Regions from separate parts of the Homo sapiens genome. Here region 1 is linked to region 2. A link is a loop called in an ENCODE intact Hi-C map of the cell type or tissue named here. Cell type or tissue: heart right ventricle. All regions are shown on one strand. Each heading gives the region's core, and the rest is flanking DNA. Links, peaks and the distances in the headings are about the cores only. Region 1 overlaps IDE (insulin degrading enzyme). Region 2 holds the start of HHEX (hematopoietically expressed homeobox).

Evidence for each region. Hi-C counts contacts between places; a loop is a spot of excess contacts. Peaks named below come from ENCODE experiments on the same cell type or tissue, not always from the same donor. Only the 100,000 strongest peaks of a DNase experiment are listed, where the experiment ranks them.
Region 1: a loop joins it to region 2, with 2.7 times the contacts of the local background. A loop is called at or near these places in 4 of 110 quality-filtered maps.

What each region holds. Positions count from the first base shown.
Region 1 is chr10:92,520,341-92,528,340 of GRCh38, forward strand. The region is part of intron 4 of IDE (insulin degrading enzyme); the gene reads right to left. Among named protein-coding and RNA genes, the nearest start is that of IDE, 50 kb to the right of the region's middle. In heart right ventricle, for the core only: no CTCF peak of the experiment used is centred there; no DNase peak of the experiment used is centred there.
Region 2 is chr10:92,681,794-92,694,666 of GRCh38, forward strand. HHEX (hematopoietically expressed homeobox) reads left to right here and starts at 8,162. Exons shown (of 4, transcript NM_002729.5): 1 at 8,162-8,554; 2 at 10,575-10,753; 3 at 10,909-10,959; 4 at 12,754-12,873. The coding sequence starts at 8,194. RefSeq lists silencers at 7,653-7,892, 7,963-8,282, 8,703-8,782, 8,793-8,942 and an enhancer at 9,473-10,280. In heart right ventricle, for the core only: a CTCF peak has its summit at 7,219 (motif pointing right); DNase peaks (open chromatin) are centred at 7,988, 8,708, 9,378, 9,998 and 2 weaker places; H3K4me3 peaks cover 3,703 bases; H3K27ac peaks cover 3,138 bases; H3K27me3 peaks cover 3,438 bases.

The DNA.
Region 1 (8,000 bases), core at 1-8,000, 160 kb before region 2:
ATTTTCAAGGGAATAAAATTTATTTTCCTGGAAAATTCTGAAGCCAGCAATATATTTCTTATACTGGGAAGGAATGAGTTTTAAGTTTTAGAAACGTCTTAGAAACCACAGGTTTCTCCAATAGTATGTTCTCAGGGAAAGGTCAACTTGATAGTTATAACCCATTATAATTTTATATGTTCTCTGAAAACCCAAGATCCTGAAAGTTAGGCTAACATACCTATAGCTAGTTACTTGGAATTATTATAAACTTTTTAAAAAGCCCTTTCTTCTTGCTATAGCAATCTTCTAAAAATCCTGGAAGTGAGAGACTAAAGCCTTTTGATATATGTGAATTTTCCCACAAAATTTAAACCGACAATTCCTCTGCAGCTGAGTAAGTATATGCAAGTACAAGATATGAGTTATAAAAGGGGACTTTAAGTGAAAACCTCTTAAATGCCATCAGAAAACACTCCTACACTTGATTGGTCCAGCTCTTGTTTTCAGTAAATTTCTAGTTTTCCACAGACACATATCCCAGTAACGAGAAAAAAGATAGTAACAAAATCCATGGAAAAGCTAAGGGAACAATAAATGATTACATGGACTAAAATATATGAAATGTTTTTACATCCATGAGTCTATGTGATACTCAAAAAACAAATTAGTCACCCTGAAGGATGCTGACGAACCAATTCATTATTTTGAAAATTGGTAAATAAATGGAATGGAATAAAAGCATTTATCCTGCCTTTCCCACAGTAACTGTACCACTGACTAGCCAAATAGTAGAAAAGGAGATTTTACAGCAGTACTCAAGTTAATCAAAAGAGATGGAATAATAGAATTAGCATTAGAAAAACCAAAATTAGGGAGGTGATGCACTGAGAATCAATATTTGCAACATCATAAATGACCAGACATTGTATGCCCAATGGAAAAATACATCACCACCTATGAAGATGTCTTGTCAAAAAGTCAAACACAAATTTGATCAAGCCTCTATATCCAACTGCCAATTTGTAGAAATACAGAAGACAGAGGAACTTGTTAAACTACATTGTTAGGGGTGCAGTAAAAAAAAAAAAATCTAGGCTATGAGAAGTTCGATAAAACAAACAACCTGATTATTCAATAAATAAATTCCAAGAGGGGAGTGAGGGGAAGGAGTAGAGGAAGAGATGAAGGATGAACTCTTAAACTAAAAAGAGACTTAAAAGACATATCAGACTGGAGTGGTGGCTCACTTTGGGTGACTCACTTTGGGGTCCTAGCACTTTGGGTGGTCAAGGTGGGAGAATCGCTTGAAACTAGGATTTCAAGACAAGCCTGGACAACATAGTGAGATCCTGTCTCTACAAAAATTAAAATAATAATAATAATAATAATGAAAGACATATCAAACAATCACTAATATGTAATACTTATTTGGACTCTGATTCAAATAAACTTTAAAAATAATGATTTTTATAAGAACACTAGAAATTTGAACACTAACTGGATATTTGATAATAATGGTAACAATAATGGTATTTTTATGTTTTTAAAAATGAATTGCTATGTTTTAGAGATATATACTGAAATATTTATGAGCAAAATGATATCTAGAATCTCTTCAAAATAATACAAAAGGGTGAATGGAAATGTGGATTGTACAGAATTGGCCAGGGGCAGGGTGATGCACACATAGGGTCATTATAGTATTTTGTGTTCTTTTGTGTATGTTTTAAATTCTTCACAAAAAAAAAATGGTGAAGGGAAGAAAAGAGGAAATAAGGGTGGGAGGGAAGAGAGAAAAAAGTAATTGAACTTGTATTAGAGTCTGATTTGGTGTGTTATTATGTTTACCACAGGATCAGGAGTCACTGAACTACCCTCTGGTTCATATTCCACAATTTTATTGGGTTCTCTTTTTCTATTCTATTCCTTCCTACTTCTCTATGCAAAAGCATCCTTTGTTATACTCAAACTATCCTAACTCATGTTCTCCAAAAGAAACCAGGCTCACTCCTTGGTCTTTTCTTCATGTCATGGTTTTGGGGGTCAACTTAATTACTATCATGAAGAACATAGGCTTTGAGTTCAGACTGACTTGATAATTGAATTCCATAACCTATACAGATAGTTCCACTACCACCCTATCTCTCTCCTCTCTGTACTCCCTGCAAGACTAAAACATTAGTCAAATACAACAAATATTAGTTCCTTTTCTTTTTCCCCTTGAATGGCTCTTCCTTCTGCTTAAGGAAATCTTATCTATACTTCAGGAGAAGTGAAACTGCATCTCCGCTAAGATCCTGGAGAAATAAATTCTGGGCAACACTAAAACATGCAAAATAGAATAGTGTTTAAAAGCTCCAAATCTGGGCACAGATCCTGACTCCAGCACTTAAAAGCTGAGGGACCCAAGGCAATTTAATTATCTTAAGTCTTAATCTACTCATGTAAGATGGAAATATGAGCATCTACCTACTGGGGTTACTGTGAGAATTATTAGAAATTAAATAATCCACGTAAAGTGCTTAGCATAGCACTCAATAAAAATTAGCAAGAAAAAGGAGGAAGAAAATGGAGAGATGATGATCCTGGAAAATCAAAGCTAAAATTACACTCAGTGAAATCCTGGGTTTGCCTTGCTTCCCCAACTAAACTTTCAGCACCTTGAGTGCAATGACACTAGTTACACTTCTTTGCATTTTCTAATGCACTTTACATGTAGGGGGACTAAAAAAATTACTTATTAACTGAGAGAGAGAAAATTTGGGCTCATTTATATTTATAATCCTATGAACTTGGAATAAGCATACTAGAGTAAATAGCAGCGGAGTCAGGCAGATGACCTGAGCTCAGAAGTTCGAGACTAGCCTGGGCGACATGGTGAAACCCTGTCTCTACTAAAAATACAAAAACTAGCCAGGTGTGATGGCACCTGCCTTTAATCCCAGCTACTTCAGAGGCTGAGGCAGGAGAATCGTTTGAACCCAGGAGATGGAAGCTGTAGTGAGCCGAGATCATGCGACCGCACTCCAGTCTGAATGACAGAAGGAAACCCTGTCTCAAAGAAAGAAAAGAAAAGAAAGAAATTTTCTTTCTTTTCACTTGCTGGGCACAGTGGCTCACACCATAATCCTAGCACTCTGGGAGGCCAAGGCAGGCAAATGACCTGAGGTCAGGAATTCGAGACCAGCCTGGCCAACATGGTCTCTACTTAAAAAAAAAAAAAAAAAAATTAGTTAGGCATTGTGGTATGTGCCTATAATCCCAGCAACTTGGGTGGCTGAGACATGATAACCACTTAAACCTAGGAGGCGGAGGTTGCAGTGAGCCAAGATCATGCCATGTCACTTCAGCATGGGCGACAAGAGTAAGACTCAGTCTTAAAAAAAAAAAAAAAAAAAAGTCACGCACACCTAAAATACAGCTCCACCCTCTATATTCTTGTCTTCAACTGTGCCTTTCATTCTACCTATACATGAAGGAGTACCTGTTTTGTTGTTCCCACTCACTCTTTGACCTCCTTCTTTTATTTCCCTCCCAGCTGAATAAACCCAGTTGCTCCCACAGTGTCGGTAGAGTTATGTTTGGAGAAACAGATCAGTAAGGAATAACCAGAACTAAGTTTTTCCTTTTACTATTCTAAACCTGCTTGTAAACATTCAACTGCTCCTACTTTAATTCCATTGAGAGGCAAACAAAAAAACAAAATAGGGCAGAAAAATGGTTTCTAGTTTATCAGGAACTATGAAACTAAAGGCATATGTGAATAATGAAGAGAAAAAGTGAAAGTGGATACCAACTAAATTCAATAACATATTAAAAATATCATTCAATTCACAAATTAGCTGGGCATGGTGGCAGGCATGTAATCCCAGCTACTTGGGAGGCTGAGGCAGAACTGCTTGAACCCGGGAAGTGGAGGTTACGGTAAGCTGAGATTGTGCCACTGCACTCCAGCCTTGGTGACAGAGTGAGACTCTATCTCAAAAAAATATATATAATATATTATTATATATATTATATTATATATAATATATTTTATATTATAATATATATTATATATAATATATTTTATATAATATATAATATATATTATATTATATATAATATATTTTATATAATATATTTTATATATTATATATTTTATATAATATATAATATATATTATATTATAATATATTTTATATAATATATAATATATATTATATTATAATATATTTTATATTATATATATATTTTATATATAATAATATATATCATTCAACATGATCAAGTGGGATTCATCTCAGGGATGCAAAGATGGTTCAACATAAACAAATCAGGCTGGGCACAGTGGCTCACGCCTGTAATCCCAGCACTTTGAGAGGCCGAGGTGGGTGGATCACCTGAGGTCAGAAGTTTGAGATCAGCCTGGCCAATATAGCAAAACCCCGTCTCTACTAAAAATACAAAAATTAACCAGATGTGGTAATGGGCGCTGCAATCCCAGCTTCTTGAAAGGCTGAGGCAGGAGAATTGCTTGAACACGGAAGTTGCAGTGAGCCGAGATGGCACCACTGTACTCCAGCCTGGGCGAAAGAGTGAGACTCCATCTCAAACAAACAAACAAACAAAAATATATACAAATATATACAAATCAATAAACATGATACATCACAGGGTCAGGTGTAATGGCTCATGCCTGTAATCCCAGCACTTTGGGAGGCCGAGGTGGGTGGATCACTTGAGATCAGGAGTTCAAGACCAGCCTTGCCAACATGGCAAAACACAGTCTCTACTAAAAATACAAAAATTAGCCAGGCGTGTGCCTGTAATCCCAGCTACTGGGGAGGCTGAGGCAAGAGAATCACTTGAACCCGGGAGGCAGAGGTTGCAGTAAGCCGAGATTGCACCATTGCCCTCCAGCCTGGGCAACAGAGTGAGACTGTCTCAAAACAAAATAAAACAAAAACATGATACATCACAGTAACAGAATCAAGGACAAACACCATAAGCTGAAAAAGGCATTCAATAAAATTCAACATCACTTCATGATAAACGTTCTCAACACACTGGGTAGAGAAGGAACATATGTCAAAACAATAAAGGCTGTATATGACAAACTCAGAGCTAACATCATATGGAACAGCGAAAAAGTGAAAGCCTTTGCTCTAAGATCTGAAGAAGACAAGCATCCCCACTTTTACCACTTTATACAGCATAGCACTGGAAGTCCTAGCCAGAGCCATTAGACAAGACATAAAGGGCATCCAAAATGGAAAGAAGTCAAACTGTCATTGTTCGTAGACAACATAATCTTATATTTAGAAAAACCTGAAGACTCTATCAAAAACACCTGTTAGAACTGATAAATGAATTCAGTAAAGTTGCAGGATACAAAAGTCAGCATATCAAAATCAGTAGCATTTCTATATGCCAACAGTGAACAATCTGAAAAAAAAAAAAAAAAAACCAAGAAAGCAATCCCATTTATAATAGCTACAAAAAACAAAAAACAAACACACAACAAAAAAGCCCTCTAAGAACAAACTGAACCAAAAAAGTAAAAGATCTCAGGCTGGGCGCAGTGGCTCACACCTCTAATCCCAGAACTTTGGGAGGCCAAGGTGGGCAGATCACTCGAGCTCAGGAGTTTGAGACCAGCCTGGCCAACATGCGAAACTTCATCTCCACTAAAAATACAAAAATCAGCTGGGCGTTGTGGTGCAAGCCTGTAATCCCATCTACTTGGGAGGCTGAGGCAGAATTACTTGAACCTAGGAGGTGGAGGTTGCAGTGAGCTGAGATGGCGCCACTGCACTCCAGCCTGGGAGAAAGAGCGGGACTCCGTCTCAAAAAAAAAAAAAAAGTAAAGTAAAAGATCTCTACAATGAAAACTATAAAATACTAATAAGAGAAATTAAGGAGGGCATACACAAAAAGGAAAGACATCCTGTGTTCATGGACTGGAAGAACTAATATTGTTAAAATGTCCATACTATCCAAAGCTATCTACAGATTCAATGCAACCCCTATCAAAATACCAATGATATTCTTCACAGAAATAGAAAAAAAAATCCTAAAATCTATATGGAATCAAGACAAGGACTTTTTCAGAATCCTACTGTCCTTTCACAGCTACCAATCAGGTATTATACTATTAATATGATTTATTTAACATTATTATGGGCTTCATATGCACAATCTCATTTAATATTGGCATCAACCTGATGTGGAAAGGAACTGGGGCTTAGAGAAGTTAAGAGGCTGGGCATGATGGTTCATGCCTGTAACCCTAGCACTTTGGGAAGCTGAGGCAGGAGGATCACTTGAGCCTAGGAGTTTGAGACCAGCTTGGGCAACATAGGGAGACCCTATCTCTACAAAAGATTAAATAATTAGCTGAGTGTGGTAGTGTGTGCGTGTAGTCTCAGCTACTTGGGAGGCTGGGGTAGGAGGATCATTTGAGCCCAGGAGGAGGAGGTTACAGAGTGCCAAGATTGCACCACTGCATTCCAGCCTGGGCAACAGGGTGAGGCCCTGTCTCAAAAAAAAAAAAAAAAAAAAAAAAGGACAGGGTCTCACTATGTTGCCTAGACTGGTCTTGAACTTCTGGGTGCAAACCATCCTCCTGCCTCAGCCTCCTGAGAAGCTGCGATTACAGGTGCATACCACCACATCTAGCTTTTTGTGTCTCTTTTGAACAAGGATTTTAAATTTCAATGAGGTCAAGTTTATCTCTAAACCTATGGTTCATCTCTATCTTCATGGGTTTTTCTGTGTGTTTAAGAACATTTCCTCTATCTGAAGATAAAAAAAATTCTCATATATTTTCTTTTAAAAGTTGTAGCGAACCAGACTCAGTGGCACATGTCTGTAGTCTATAGAAAGTCTACATAAAGTCCTAAGAAAGAACTATATTTTTTTCATTTGTAATGTACCTCTGCCTTATATCAAGTTTCCATATGTTTGTGGATGTTTCCAGGGCCTATAATCTGTTCTACTTGTATCTTCATGCACCCCTGCTTCAATTCTACTACTGTAACAACTAGAACTTTATAATAAGTCTTGGTACCTGGTAGAAGTAGCTTTCCTTGTTCCTCAAAATTATCTTAGCTATTCTTGGCCTTTTACTCTCTTATTAATTTTATAATGAGATTATACAATTCCTAAAAAAAAACTTACAGGACTTTCAACTGGCACTGCATTGAATTTAGAGAAATTTGGGGCATATTTACATTTATGTTATATAGAGTTTAACCATCCATGTGCATGATATACCTCCCCATTTAGGCATTCTTTTATATCCATTACATATTTCTTGCAACTCTTTCATTGGATTTATTTCTGAATATTTTACAGCTTTGTTAAATATTGCAAATGAAATAATTTTTACCCCAGCATTTTCCTGTAATTGATTATTGATACAAGAACATGGCCGGGCACGGTGGCTAATGCCTGTAATCCTAACACTTTGAGAGGCCAAGGCGGGTGGATCACGAGGCTGGGAGATCGAGACCATGCTGACTAACATGGTGAAACCCCATCTCTACTAAAAATACAAAAAATTAGCTGGGCGTGGTGGCACGTGCCTGTAATCCCAACTACTTGGGGAGCTGAGACAGGGGAATCGTTTGAACCTGGGAGGCGGAGGTGGCAGTGAGCCAAGGTCACGCCACTGTACTCCAAAGAACGCAATTTTAGTGTGTTTGTCTTCTTTCTGGCAACCTTGCTGAATTATTTTTAATGACTGATCTGAAGATTTTCTTCAGTATTTTTATGGAGGCAATCCTATCATATGGAAATAAGGAAATAGGTTTTGTTGTGCTTCCTTTCCATCTCTTATAATCACATTTTCCCCCTTGATTTATTGTAATGATTAATACCTGTAAGTATAGCCAAACAAAAGTGATAGTGGGCATCCTTATTTTTTCAACAGAAATCCTTTGAAACCTCCATTAATCATGAAGTTTGACAATAGCTTTTAATCAGCTTGAAAGTTTTTTATTGTTGTGGTTTATTTTTGTTCATGGATGAGTGCT
Region 2 (12,873 bases), core at 2,535-10,534:
TGGGTGCTCTTTTTATTATTGAATTCATCATCACTTTTTAAATTGAGCAGTTACCTAAAGCTCTACCTAAAGCTCCATGGTCAGTAAAATTCACCCACATGACAGTGGTATGTGAGGCACCTTGTAGTATGTAAAATGTGGAAAAAGGCCAGGTGTGGTGGCTCATGTGGGTAATTCCAGCACTTTGGGAGGCTGAGGCCAGTGGATCACCTGAGGCCAGGTGTTCAAGACTAGCCTGGCCAACATGGTGAAACCCCGTCTCTACTAAAAATACAAAAATTAGCCAGGTGTGGTGGCAGGTACCTGTAATCCCAGCTACTTGGGAGGCTGAGGCAGGAGAATTGCTTGAATGCAGGAGGTGGAGGTTTCAGTGAGCTGAGATCACGCCATTGCACTCCAGCAAGACTCCATCTCAAAAAAAAAAAAAAAAAATTTGGAAAAAGAACGTCACTGAAGCAATGTCATGATGCCTACTGCTTATGTATTTCTGGGCTCTGATTCCATTTATGATGGGGATGAGGCATCTCTATTTGATCAGATTAGTATTTTGTAAGTTAGTAAACCACTAAAGCACTAATTAGATTTTCTCAAATATTTGAAAAATATATGATTTGATATGAAATTTAATAAATGATTTAGTCATCCCAACAGTTGAAGACAATAAAACTTAGTGTAAGTATAAATAGAACCAAGTTGTTATAATAAAATCCATTGATGCTTTCAAGCTATAGCTAACTTGAATTTTTACCTCTACATACATTTATTAAAAGTAAGTTGCAAAAAGTTTACCTAAATTCCTTCTAGATAAATTACAAATGAGAACTACCTTCTCTTCTTACAAATTTGGTCTTTTGCACAACAGCAATGGCTAAAATAAATGGGGCCAAATTTTTGGAGAAAGTCTTGTTTAATTCAGAATATAATTAAAATCTCATGGAGCTTTATTGGTTTTAGTATCCAGCAGAGAAAAAATATTGAAACTCCGAGAGATTTTGAATTAAATAGCTACAACAGTTTTGTTTTATTAGTTCTGACTGTGCGAAAAAAAATCATAAGGACAACTTTGGAAAAATCTAGTTCTTTTAGGGCCCCAAATGACTTTTAAAACAATAAAACAAACTATAAAACGTACACAAGTGATATTAAAAATTATGTAGTTCAATAAATGTGACATTCACAAATGTGGTTGTAATTTTTTTTTTTAACTTTAGCTAAGTGAACATGGATCTGACGATTGGATGTAGAAAAGGTAGTGTTATATAGCTTAACAGAATTAAGTGCTTCAGTTTGCCAGTGAGGATTATGTAGCTGAGTTGGAATGTTTTACCAATGCCTTTTAAGATCTCCATCTACTTCCCAGGATCTGTGGCTAAATCAAAGAAAGAGAGGATGCTTCTTTTATTAGTGATTATTTAATAACTCTATGCTAGTGATTATTTCCCTAGCATTTTAATATATATATTTAAAATATTTGTAGATTTAGATCTTTTGGCTGGTGGCTGAATCATGCACAGAATAAACCAGTACCATAAACTAATACTGTTTCTGAAGATGGGTAATAAAGGCTGGCTAGTGATTTACTGTGAAAGCACTAAATGAATTGGAGTCATCATCTGTTACTCGCAGAGTAGAAGGGGCAGGAAAAAGGTGCACAATGAAAACAAAGGGGAAACATTTTGTGAGAAAAATAATTAGCACAGTTTTCTGCTTAGTTTACTGAGGTCCCAATCTTTCAAGACCCAAACATAACTTGTGAAGGTAGGTTTGAACTTCATATAATAACTGTTCTTTCTTTGTCCCCAGAGCTTGTCTCTGTCCTTGGAACACAGAAGAGCACATTGAATTCATCAGGCCATGGGATGAGAATGATGACGGTGGAGATGGCACAACACTGGAGCTGACCCACAGAGGGATCAATGATTCCCAAATAACCCTTCACTGATAGTTTCCAGGGGCAAGGCACTACCTGAAATTGTATGCAATCTTCAGAAATCATTCAAAACATTATGCCTTTAAAAAAAATGGATGGTAGGCCGGGCGCGGTGGCTCATGCCTGTAATCCCAGCACTTTGGGAGGCCAAGATGGGCAGATCACAAGGTCAGGAGATCGAGACCATCCTGGCTAATATGGTGAAACCACTGTCTACTAAAAATACAAAAAAATTAGCCGGGTGTGGTGGCAGGCGCCTGTAGTCCCAACTACTCGGGAGGCTGAGGCAGGAGAATGGCGTGAATCCAGGAGGAGGAGCTTGCAATGAGCCAAGATCATGCCACTGCACTCCAGCCTGGGCGACAGAGCAAGAATCCGTCTCACACACACACACAAAAAAAGTATGGTAAAAAGGAATTTGAGATTAAAAAAAGAAACAGTGTTTTCATTTTTTCTCATTTTTATATTGAAAACTTTCAAATCTACAGGAATTATGGTAATTTAATTGCTATGTGTAATTATAAAAAAGCTAAAATTAGAGTACAACAAATACTTGTATACTCTGAAATTATAGTACAACAAACACCTGTATACTCTTCACCTAAATTCACCAATTAATAATTTTCGATACAGGCATACCTCATTTTATTGTGCTTCACTTCATTGTGCTTTGCAGATATTGCAGTTTTTACAAATTGAAGGTTTGTGACGCCCCTGCATCAAGCAAGTCTATTGGCACCATTTTCCCAAGAACATGTGCCCACTTCATGTCTTTGTGTCACATTTGGGTAATTCTCATAATATTTATTGTTATATCTGTAATGATGATCTGTGATCAGTGGTCTTTGATGTTACTATTGTAATCGTTTTGGGGCACCACAAACTGCACCCATATAAGACAGCTAACTTAATAAATGTCGTGTGTTCTGACTGTCCTACTCACAGGCTGTTCCCCAGTCTCTTTCCTTCTCTCCTTGGGCCTCCTTATTCCTTGAGAGACAACAATATTGAAATTGGGCAAATTAATAACCCTACAACAGCCCCTAAGTGTTCAAGGAAAAGCAAGAATTGCATGTCTCTTTCAATCAAAAGCCAGAAATGATTAAGCTCAGCAAGGAGGCCATGTAGAAAGTTAAGATCCACTAAAAGTTAGACAGCGCTGTGAACACAAAGGAAGAGTTCTTGAAGGAAATTTAAGGTGGTACTCCAATGAACAAATGAATGCTAAAAAGTGAAACAGCCTTATTGATGATCTGGAGAAAGTGCAAGTGGTCTGGATAGAAGATCTAACCAGCCACAACATTCCCTTACACGAAAGCCTAATCCAGAGCAAGGCCCCAACTCTCTTCAATTCTATGAAGGCTGAGAAAGGTGAGGAAGCTGCAGAAGAAACGGTGGATGTTAGATGAGGTTGGTTCACGAGGTTTAAGGAAGGAGGCCATCACCATAAGTGCAAAGTGAAGCAGAAAATGTTAATAGAAAAGGTGCAGCAAGTTACCCAGAAGATCTAGCTAAGATCATTGATGAACGTAGCTACACTAAACTGATTCTACACGTAGACCAAAAAGCCTTCTATTGGAAGAAGATGCCATCTAGGACTTTCATAGCTAGTGAGAAGTCAATGCTGGCTTCAGAGTTTCAAAGGACAGTCTGACTCTCTTGTTAGGTGCTAATGCAGCTGACATTTAAGTTTAAAGCAATGCTTATTGGCCATTCTGAAAATCCTAGGGCCCTTAAGAACTATGCTACATCTACTCTGCCTGTGCCCTATAAATAAAATAACAAAGCCTGGATGGCAGCACATCATTTTACTGTGTGGTTTACTGAACACTTTAAGCCTACTGTTGAGATCTACTGCCCAGGAAAAAAATATGCCTTTCAAATTATTACTGATCATTGACAATGCACCTGGTCACCCAAGAGCTATGATGGAGATATACAAAGAGATGAATGTTGTTTTCATGCTTGCTAACACAACATCCATTCTGCAGCCCATGAATCAAAGAGTGATTTTGATTTTCAAATCTTATTATTTAAGAAATATATTTTGTAAGGCTATAGCTGCCATAGATAGTGATTCCTCTGTGGGCAAAGTCAAGTAAAACCCTTCCAGAAAGGATTCACCATTCCAGAGGCCATGATTCATGGGAGGAGGTAAAAATATCATTAACAGAAGTTTGGAAGAAGTTGATTCCAGCCCTCACAGATGACTTTGAGGGGTTCAAGATTTCAGTGGAGAAAGTAATTGCATATGTGCTGGAAACAGCAAGAGAAATAGAAGTGGAGCCTGAAGATGTGACTGAATTGCTGCAATCTCATGATACAACTTGAATGGATGAGGAGTTACTTCTTATGGATGAGCAAAGAAAGTGGTTTTTTGAGATGGAATCTACTTCTGGTGAATATGCTGTGAACATTATTGAAATGACAACAAAGGATTTAGAATATTACATAGCTGGATGTAATGGCTCATGCCTGTAATCCCAACATTTAGGGAGGCAGAGGCAGGAGCATAGCTTGAGCCCGGTAGATCGAGACATGCCTGGGCAATGAATGGAGCGAGACTCCATTCTCTACAAAAAGGAAAAAAGAAAAAAAAAAAAGGACAAAAAAGAGAGACTATTACACAACCATACTTGATAGAGCAGCACAGGGTTTGAGAAAATGAACTCCAATTTTGAAAGTTCTACTGTGGATAAAAATGCTATCAAACATCACCACATGCTACAGAGAAATCTTTTATGAACGGAGGGGTCAACAGATGTGGCAAACTTCATGGTTGTCTTTAAGGAATTGCCACAGCCACCCCAACCTTCTGTGCCTCCCACCCTGATCAGTTAGCACTCATCCACATCAAGGCAACACCCCTCAAAAGCAAAAAGATTATGACTTGCTGAAGGCTCAGATGATTGTCAGCAATTTTTTTTTTTTGAGATGGAGTCTCACTCTATTGCCCAGGCTGGTAGTGTAGTGGCATGATCTCAGCTCACTGCAACCTCTGCCTCCCGGGTTCAAGCACTTTCCAGCTAATTTTTGTATTTTTAGTAGATACAGGGTTTTACCATATTGGCAGGCCGGTCTTCAACTCATGACCTCAAGTGATCCGCCAGCCTTGGCCTCCCAAAGTGCTAGGATTACAGGCATGAGCTACCACTCCCTGCCAATCGTTAGCAATTTTTTAGTAACAAAGTATTTTTAAATTAAGGTATGTACGTTGCTTTTTAAGACATAATGCCATTGCACACTGAATGTAGTAAAGTGTAAAGATAACCTCCTTTACATGCACTGGGAAACCAAATAATTCATGTGACTTGCTTTATTGCTATGTTTATTTATTGAAGTGGTCTAGAACTGAACCTGTGATATATCCCTCTTTATATATACATATATGAACATATACATAGATATGTGTGTATAAATATACATGTAGATGTGTATGCACATATATGTATATACTGAAGTATTTAAAAGTAAGCTGCACATATGACCCATCACTCCTAAAGACTTTAGCTTGCAACTCCCAAGATCGCATTTTCCAAAGTAACCTGCAATACCAATCACATCTAAAAGATTAATAATGTCAACTAACATATACTTCATAGTTTGTCCCCATTATCCCCCCCCCCAATAAAAAGCAATGTCTTTTATAGTTTTTTTTTTTTTTTTTTTTTTGAGACAGAGTCTGGCTCTGTCACCCAGGCTAGAGTGCAGTGGGGCGATCTCGGCTCACTGCAAGCTCCGCCTCCCGGGTTCACGCCATTCTCCTGCCTCAGCCTCCTGAGTAGCTGAGACTACAGGCGCCCACCACCACGCCTGGCTAATTTTTTGTATTTTTAGTAGAGACGGGGTTTCACCGTGTTAGCCAGGATGGTCTCGATCTCCTGACCTCGTGATCCGTCCGCCTCTGCCTCCGAAAGTGCTGGGATTACAGGCGTAAGCCACCGCGCCCGGCTCCTTTATAGTTTTTTAAAATCCAGAATCCAGTTAATTGGGATGATATGAGGCCTTGTGAAAATCCTCATCCTCAACATTTCACGTGTTAGTTGATGATGATTCTTCTTGAATTATTACGTTTTTCGATTGTACCAATTTTTCTACATCTGTTAGCTGACATTCTTCCAGCTTTCACATCCACTGCACCTTTCTCTCTCTGAGTACCACTATGGACTCACGAATTGTTATATTCAAAGTGGTATAATCCCTAATGTATTTTTAAAGCTTAAATCACCCCAAATTTTGCCGATGGAAACCACTCCAAGGTGGTCCCTATTTTCTTTTCACGGTTTCTGACACAAGATGTCTTTGAGCTTACCTTGTACTTTTCTTGCCCTAGATCTAGAATCAGCCACTTCTTCAAGGACTTACTTATACGACGAATAGGTCATACATCCATCTAGTGCAAGTCTCCAGATATTCACAGCTATACATGCCCCCTCCAATCCCACCCCTTTCTTCATAGTCAGCCAATGTTCGTTATCCTTCCAGAGATAGTTTATATCATGGAGTAATATAAAAATTTATGATTTATATGTACTGTATAATAGAGCAATTATATTCTTACCTACCCCCAACATGCTTTAACTCGAATGATAGTGTAGTACACTTCTGAGTTTGTCTGGGCTTGTAGCTCTTGTCTGTCATTAGATTCTGAAAGATACCTATTAACAATACCCTAAAAAGATCAGGAGCCTTTAGGCCAAGTCTCAAACGTTTCAGATGAGAAAAACTCAGGGATGGTGACTTGACGGAAGTTGCATTAACTAACAACGCTCACATGCTATTCTCCGGACTTGGAATGTCCAAGCACCCTGGGCTTGCTGACACCCACTCACTTTTCAAACATCAATTCTTGGGAAGCTTTTCCCTTCCTTAATGTCCCCCAGATAGGTGATGTCCCCTTGTTACAGGTTTTAGACCATTATGTACATCTCCTTCCTAGCACATACATATATTAAAATTTGTTTCCTGTCTCCATGAGGAGAGGGACTACATCTGTCCTTTTCACTGCTGGCACACAGTAGTTGCTCAACAAAAATGTGCGAAGTGAAACTCGAACAGGCGGTCAGGCTCACAGTCCACGCCTCTTCCTACTGTGGTCCCGCTGTGTTTGGACAAATAGTTCCAAATTATAAACTTTAAAACCTGAGAAGTCTCAATAGAAAAAGCAGGGAAGTCTTTCCATTTCCATGATTAATGGAGGACCTTAGCAGAAACGGCTCACCGCGAGGTGTGACGACCGCAGGAGGGCGTCAATCAAGAAAATGCCCCCTTGCCCCGGAGGCGAGTGGAGCCGCACAGAGCCGAGGCCATACGGGCCAGCAGTACGGACTGCTTCAATAGAAAACACGTGCAAAACCAGAGAGCCAGACTGCGCACAGCTGCGACCCTCAAGAGCCAGCAGAAAAGACACGGAGCGGCCCCCACTGGATTGAAGACTGCACAGCCTCTGCCCGGCGCTGTAGGACCCGGGCCTCCCCTTGATTGCTGCTCGCAGCGGCTTCTGCCAGCATCCTCGCGGAAGTGGCTTGAGTCCGAGGCCTCCAAATGAAACCAGGTGGAGCGGCCAAGAGTCCGCAGCACCTGAACTCCAGCCATCCGAATCCCGCCGGGCCGCAGCTAAGGGCCGCCGAGCAGCCCTAGGAACCCAGGGCACTGTCCCGCTCTGAGCTCGGGAAACGGCCGGTGTGACAGCCAGCGCCACTGTTAATCCAGGGAGCGCACCCACCGAGGAGGCGTCTTAGGCCAGCGGCCTCTGCTCCCGCCGAGTCCCGCTGCTCCCCGCCTGGAAACAGCTGCTGCCACCCCGGGCCCAGGCCTGGACGGCGCCCCCGAATTTCGGCAGAGGTGCCTCGGGGCCGCGGACAGGGCCGCTGGAGCCCGCACTCCAGAAGGCGGTCTTCCTCGCGCCTCCCCCGACGGACGCGGCCCAGGGCTTCCCTCGAGGGCGTCCTCGGCCGGGGTGCCTGGAGTCCCCAGGGGCGACAGCCGCGGCGGGGCACCAGGGCGCCAGTTCCCCGGAGCCTGGTAGCAAGCGCGTCCCGGGGGCGGGGAGCTTGGCCGGCGGGGCGGGCCGGGGTGGGGGCGGGCGGCTGCTCTTGGGGCCCCGCGCCATTGGCCGCAGGGCCCGGCGGCAGGAAGGGGCCAGCGAGCGCGGCCCCACCCCGCGGCCGGCGGAGCCTATCGCCGGGAGCGCGGAGCGCGGATAAATGTAGCGCCGCGGCGCGGGCCAGCAGCTCTGCGAGGGGCCGGAGCGCGGCGGAGCCATGCAGTACCCGCACCCCGGGCCGGCGGCGGGCGCCGTGGGGGTGCCGCTGTACGCGCCCACGCCGCTGCTGCAACCCGCACACCCGACGCCCTTTTACATCGAGGACATCCTGGGCCGCGGGCCCGCCGCGCCCACGCCCGCCCCCACGCTGCCGTCCCCCAACTCCTCCTTCACCAGCCTCGTGTCCCCCTACCGGACCCCGGTGTACGAGCCCACGCCGATCCATCCAGCCTTCTCGCACCACTCCGCCGCCGCGCTGGCCGCTGCCTACGGACCCGGCGGCTTCGGGGGCCCTCTGTACCCCTTCCCGCGGACGGTGAACGACTACACGCACGCCCTGCTCCGCCACGACCCCCTGGGTAAGGCGGCCGGGCGAGGGTGGGGGCGAGGAAGCGCCACCCGGCAGGTGGCAGCGCCCGGGAGGCCGAGGGGGCGAAGGGGGCAGGCGGTAGACGGCTGTGGCAAAAGCGATGGAAAAGCAGCTGTCGGGCACGCGCGGGGACGGGAGGCGCGCGGCCGGGGCTGACCGCACCGTGACTCAGATTGGTTTTCCTGCACCTTGCAGGCGTCGGGGCGCGCGGGCCGGCGGTAGACCTCGCGGCGAGGGCAGCCGTGGACCGCGCGTGTTACCCGGGGTGGGGCTCCCTTAGCGGGAGGGACGGGGAAAGGGGCGTCGAGGCGCCCCTGGCCGGCCCCCGTGGGGCAGGGATCGCAGCCGGGCCCGGGTGGCTACGGGGCTGGACCTGGTTCAACAGGCTTGTGCAGTGAAAGAGCCTGACCCTTTCCGTTCATACAGGAAATCTTGAGTTCTCGATAGGAGTAAATCTGGTTTCAGAAGCTGTTAAGTGTTTTCCTGGCTGCATGAAGCAGACCCTTCCCCCGGAGTAGTGCACGCTGCTGATTATTTTATCGACATCCTCAATACAGACAAATTCAGGAAACACTCGACTTCTGATAGCCGGGATCCGTTTTTCTGATATTGTTCATTTCCTCTGTGTGGGATGTGACTTTATGGCAGCTAAAATAACCAGTTGCTTCCTATTTTTTTTCGAGGCTGTTTTGCACCAGTCTGAAGCCTGACGCAAGCAAAATCTCGAAAAAACAATGCTAGCTTTCAAAGCGTTGAGGTGCAGGCCTGCAGACGGACGGACGGACCGACCGACACTACTTTGGGAGTAGGAAGCAGCAGCTCCTGGTCGCCAGTTAGGAAGGGAAGCAGGGACACATAGGGCATATATTCCAGAACTTCGGGGCTTGTCCCCTCAATGTGCGGCCTAACAAATAAGCCGCCCGTGGTCCGCGCTGTGGGTGACCCTTGGCGCCTTCGAGGTCTGGAGCCCTAGGGTAAATAAGGAAACGGGGCGCCTCTAGAGTTTTAAATGAACTCTGTTATTGGAAGCTTCAGTAGGGACCCTGAAAACAATTAACGTCTTAATTAGCATTTTAATGTCTCCATTATTACGGCGCGGGCTCTAGCTCAGCCCTTTACCTTACCTTCTCACCGTTAACAGGGGAGGGGGATTGTATTTTTAGTTCATCTTTTTATGTTTTTGAGTTGTTATCCTGTCTGTCTGATTCCAGCCTCGAGGGTTTGATGATGCGGCCCGAGCCTGGCTGTGGTCGCCTGTCGGGGCTGGAGCGGGACCCTCAGCCGGGCCGGGCCTGGGGGCTAACGTTTTCACAGTGCGCCCTGAGTTTCCTTGGGTTACTGCTGGGACCGCGCAGGAGGAAGCAAAGAGTTTTTCGAGCTAGACCAACAGGAAACACATTGACGGAAATGTTGCCATAGCCCATGGGGTGGCTTTAACTGGCCGCCCCCGCGGGCTGGGTGTGAAATCAGAGGAGGCCGCGGCTCCCCCGGCCAGGATTGGAGGCTCCTCGCGCAACCTAATGCGGGTGTCCGGGCCCGAGCGCTTCCCGCGCAGCCAGGCCTTGTCGGTGCAGCAGCCCCGCTCCTCCCCAACACGCACACACCCGGTGTTCGCAAGTGCGGCTCACCAAGGGAGATCCAAGGGGGCAAAAAGTTATGTATAAATCCGAGAGCCACTGGGGAAAGAGGGTCGTGGTATTGTAAGCCCAGCCGGTAGTGCCCATTCTTTTTGGGGTTAAAGGTATGTCTGGATTTAGTTCTAGGTGTGACGGCTGTGTGTCTGTCTGTGTGTGTACAAGGCTGTGTGCATCTGCGGTGTCAGTGTGTGACTTTGGGTATGTTTGTGTGTCGGTGGGAACGTGTTAGGTCCACGTGCCGGTGGGTGTATGTGAATGTGTCTGGTTGGGTGGCCTCCTGGCCTACCTTTGTCATCCCTGGGGCCCGACAGCTCTGGGGTCTGGCCAGGCCGCTCCAGGGCAGTGGGTGAGCGCCGCTCTTCCCGCTCGCAGGCAAACCTCTACTCTGGAGCCCCTTCTTGCAGAGGCCTCTGCATAAAAGGAAAGGCGGCCAGGTGAGATTCTCCAACGACCAGACCATCGAGCTGGAGAAGAAATTCGAGACGCAGAAATATCTCTCTCCGCCCGAGAGGAAGCGTCTGGCCAAGATGCTGCAGCTCAGCGAGAGACAGGTGAGCTCGCGGGGGGCCTGGGGCCGCCTCCGGGGAAGGGAAGGCTTCTGGGGTAGGGGTCGCCGGGCCACCGAGAGAGAGGCGAGGAGCCACCCTGCCCTCTGGCACGTCCCGACGCGGGCTCGTTGCAAGTTTTCTTTCTCTCTTTCCTGTAGGTCAAAACCTGGTTTCAGAATCGACGCGCTAAATGGAGGAGACTAAAACAGGTATGGACATGGTTCTGTTTCTATGGAAATAAATATTTTTATCACGTTATCTCAGTGCAAGGCTGTTATGGGTTGTATGCAAAAGTCATTTAAGAGACTATTTAACCTCTTCACCTTGATTAAAAAGACAAATAGTCCTGCTGAAATTCAGGATGAGTTGCTCAGGTGGCAGTAATGCTAAAAGCACCTAATGGGGTTCCTATATCAATTATGCTTGGGTTTTCACACACTGGCTAGTAAAACTCCCAGCTAATTGTTTTATAAATCCCATATGTTGTTTATCTAATTAACGCAGGAAAGATAAAGTAATTGACAGTAAATGACTTAAGCAGTTATCTTTGGGAGAAAATTGTTTCTTTTATTTACACAGCCATAATAAAACCAGGCAGAACTCAAGGGTAAATATAAAGAAACAAACACCTTTAAGTCTTGTTTGCACTGTTTTTTAGAAGAATTAAATGTCAGGGAGTTTAAAAATTATTTTCTATCTAATGCCAGCTCTTAAAATGAAATATAAAACTTGTAAGAAAATATTCAAGCCTGTTTGGAAAGTAGCTTAAACTTTCTGACAGTCTTTCTTCCAGTGACCTTGTTTCGCAATATGTGATAAAAAGTAAAGGCTAATTTAGTTTTTAAAAGAAGGTCTATTGACTTAAAGCTAAACATTCATTTTTGATGTCCTAATCTGGATATACTCTCCAAAGTTATCTGATAATTGCTGAATTGTTCACTTGTCATTGTATATACGGTTTATAATAAATACTTTGAAACAATGAGTGGAGAAATTTAAAGCAAAGTGGATTTTAAAATTTATTGATCATTACTTTTTCATTAAAAAGAAAGTGTCCCAAAGAATATTTTGAAATAGAAAATAAAATTCCCATAACTTCATTACTGTAATGTGATTTAAATATTTGCAGATCCACTCTCAATTTCTGACCGTGTGCATCTATTTGTTGAGACTATAAGGCTTGCAACTATATAACAAATAGATGTTGTAATATTTCTATGTAGTATTTATATGCATTTTAGACAAGTATAGGATTAAAAATTCACTAGCTTATATACTTAATAGTTCTTGGTCAAAGGCTTGACTCTAGTTTACCAGAGACCTTAAAAATAGTGGTTTCTATGTAATATGGGGATATTTCCCAGAAATTTGCCCCAGATTTTAAGTAAATTGTAGCTAATTGTCTACCTTCTCAGTTGGCAGCATTCTTCCAGATCCACATTTTTTTTCTTTGCCATGATTTTGTAACTTGTTAAACATTTACACATGTAGATGTTTATAAATTTACTCCAGAAAATGAATGAAAAAAGATCCAGTCTAATAATTGAAACTTTATTCTTAATTCACCAGTTAGCATTCTTATTTTTAAAATGTCTGAAAGACTGTTAATTGGCAAGGTTTAAATATTTAAAGAATGAAGTTAAGGTGTATCTGTAGTGATCTGATTTTCTTTCCCCCTTAAACTTTTGAGAATATTGAAACCATGGGTCTGGGCTGGTGTTAAGTAACCAGAATTTGTGTTCAATTGGTATAATGTATCTGCCCTTATGTTCATGACTGGTTCTCATCTTTTAAGCATATAATCTTTGATATGACAGAAACTTTTCTTCCAAAGTGAGCAAAAAGCACAAGTATGTATCTCCTGAATAAGATTATAAACTGAAAACACTCAGTAAACTAAAAATTAAAAGATGGAATAGGATGAAGAGACATTTTGATTTATTCCTCTCACCTATCCATATTTTATGATCCTTCCAATCTCCATTTTCATTTCCTTTATTCAGGAGAACCCTCAAAGCAATAAAAAAGAAGAACTGGAAAGTTTGGACAGTTCCTGTGATCAGAGGCAAGATTTGCCCAGTGAACAGAATAAAGGTGCTTCTTTGGATAGCTCTCAATGTTCG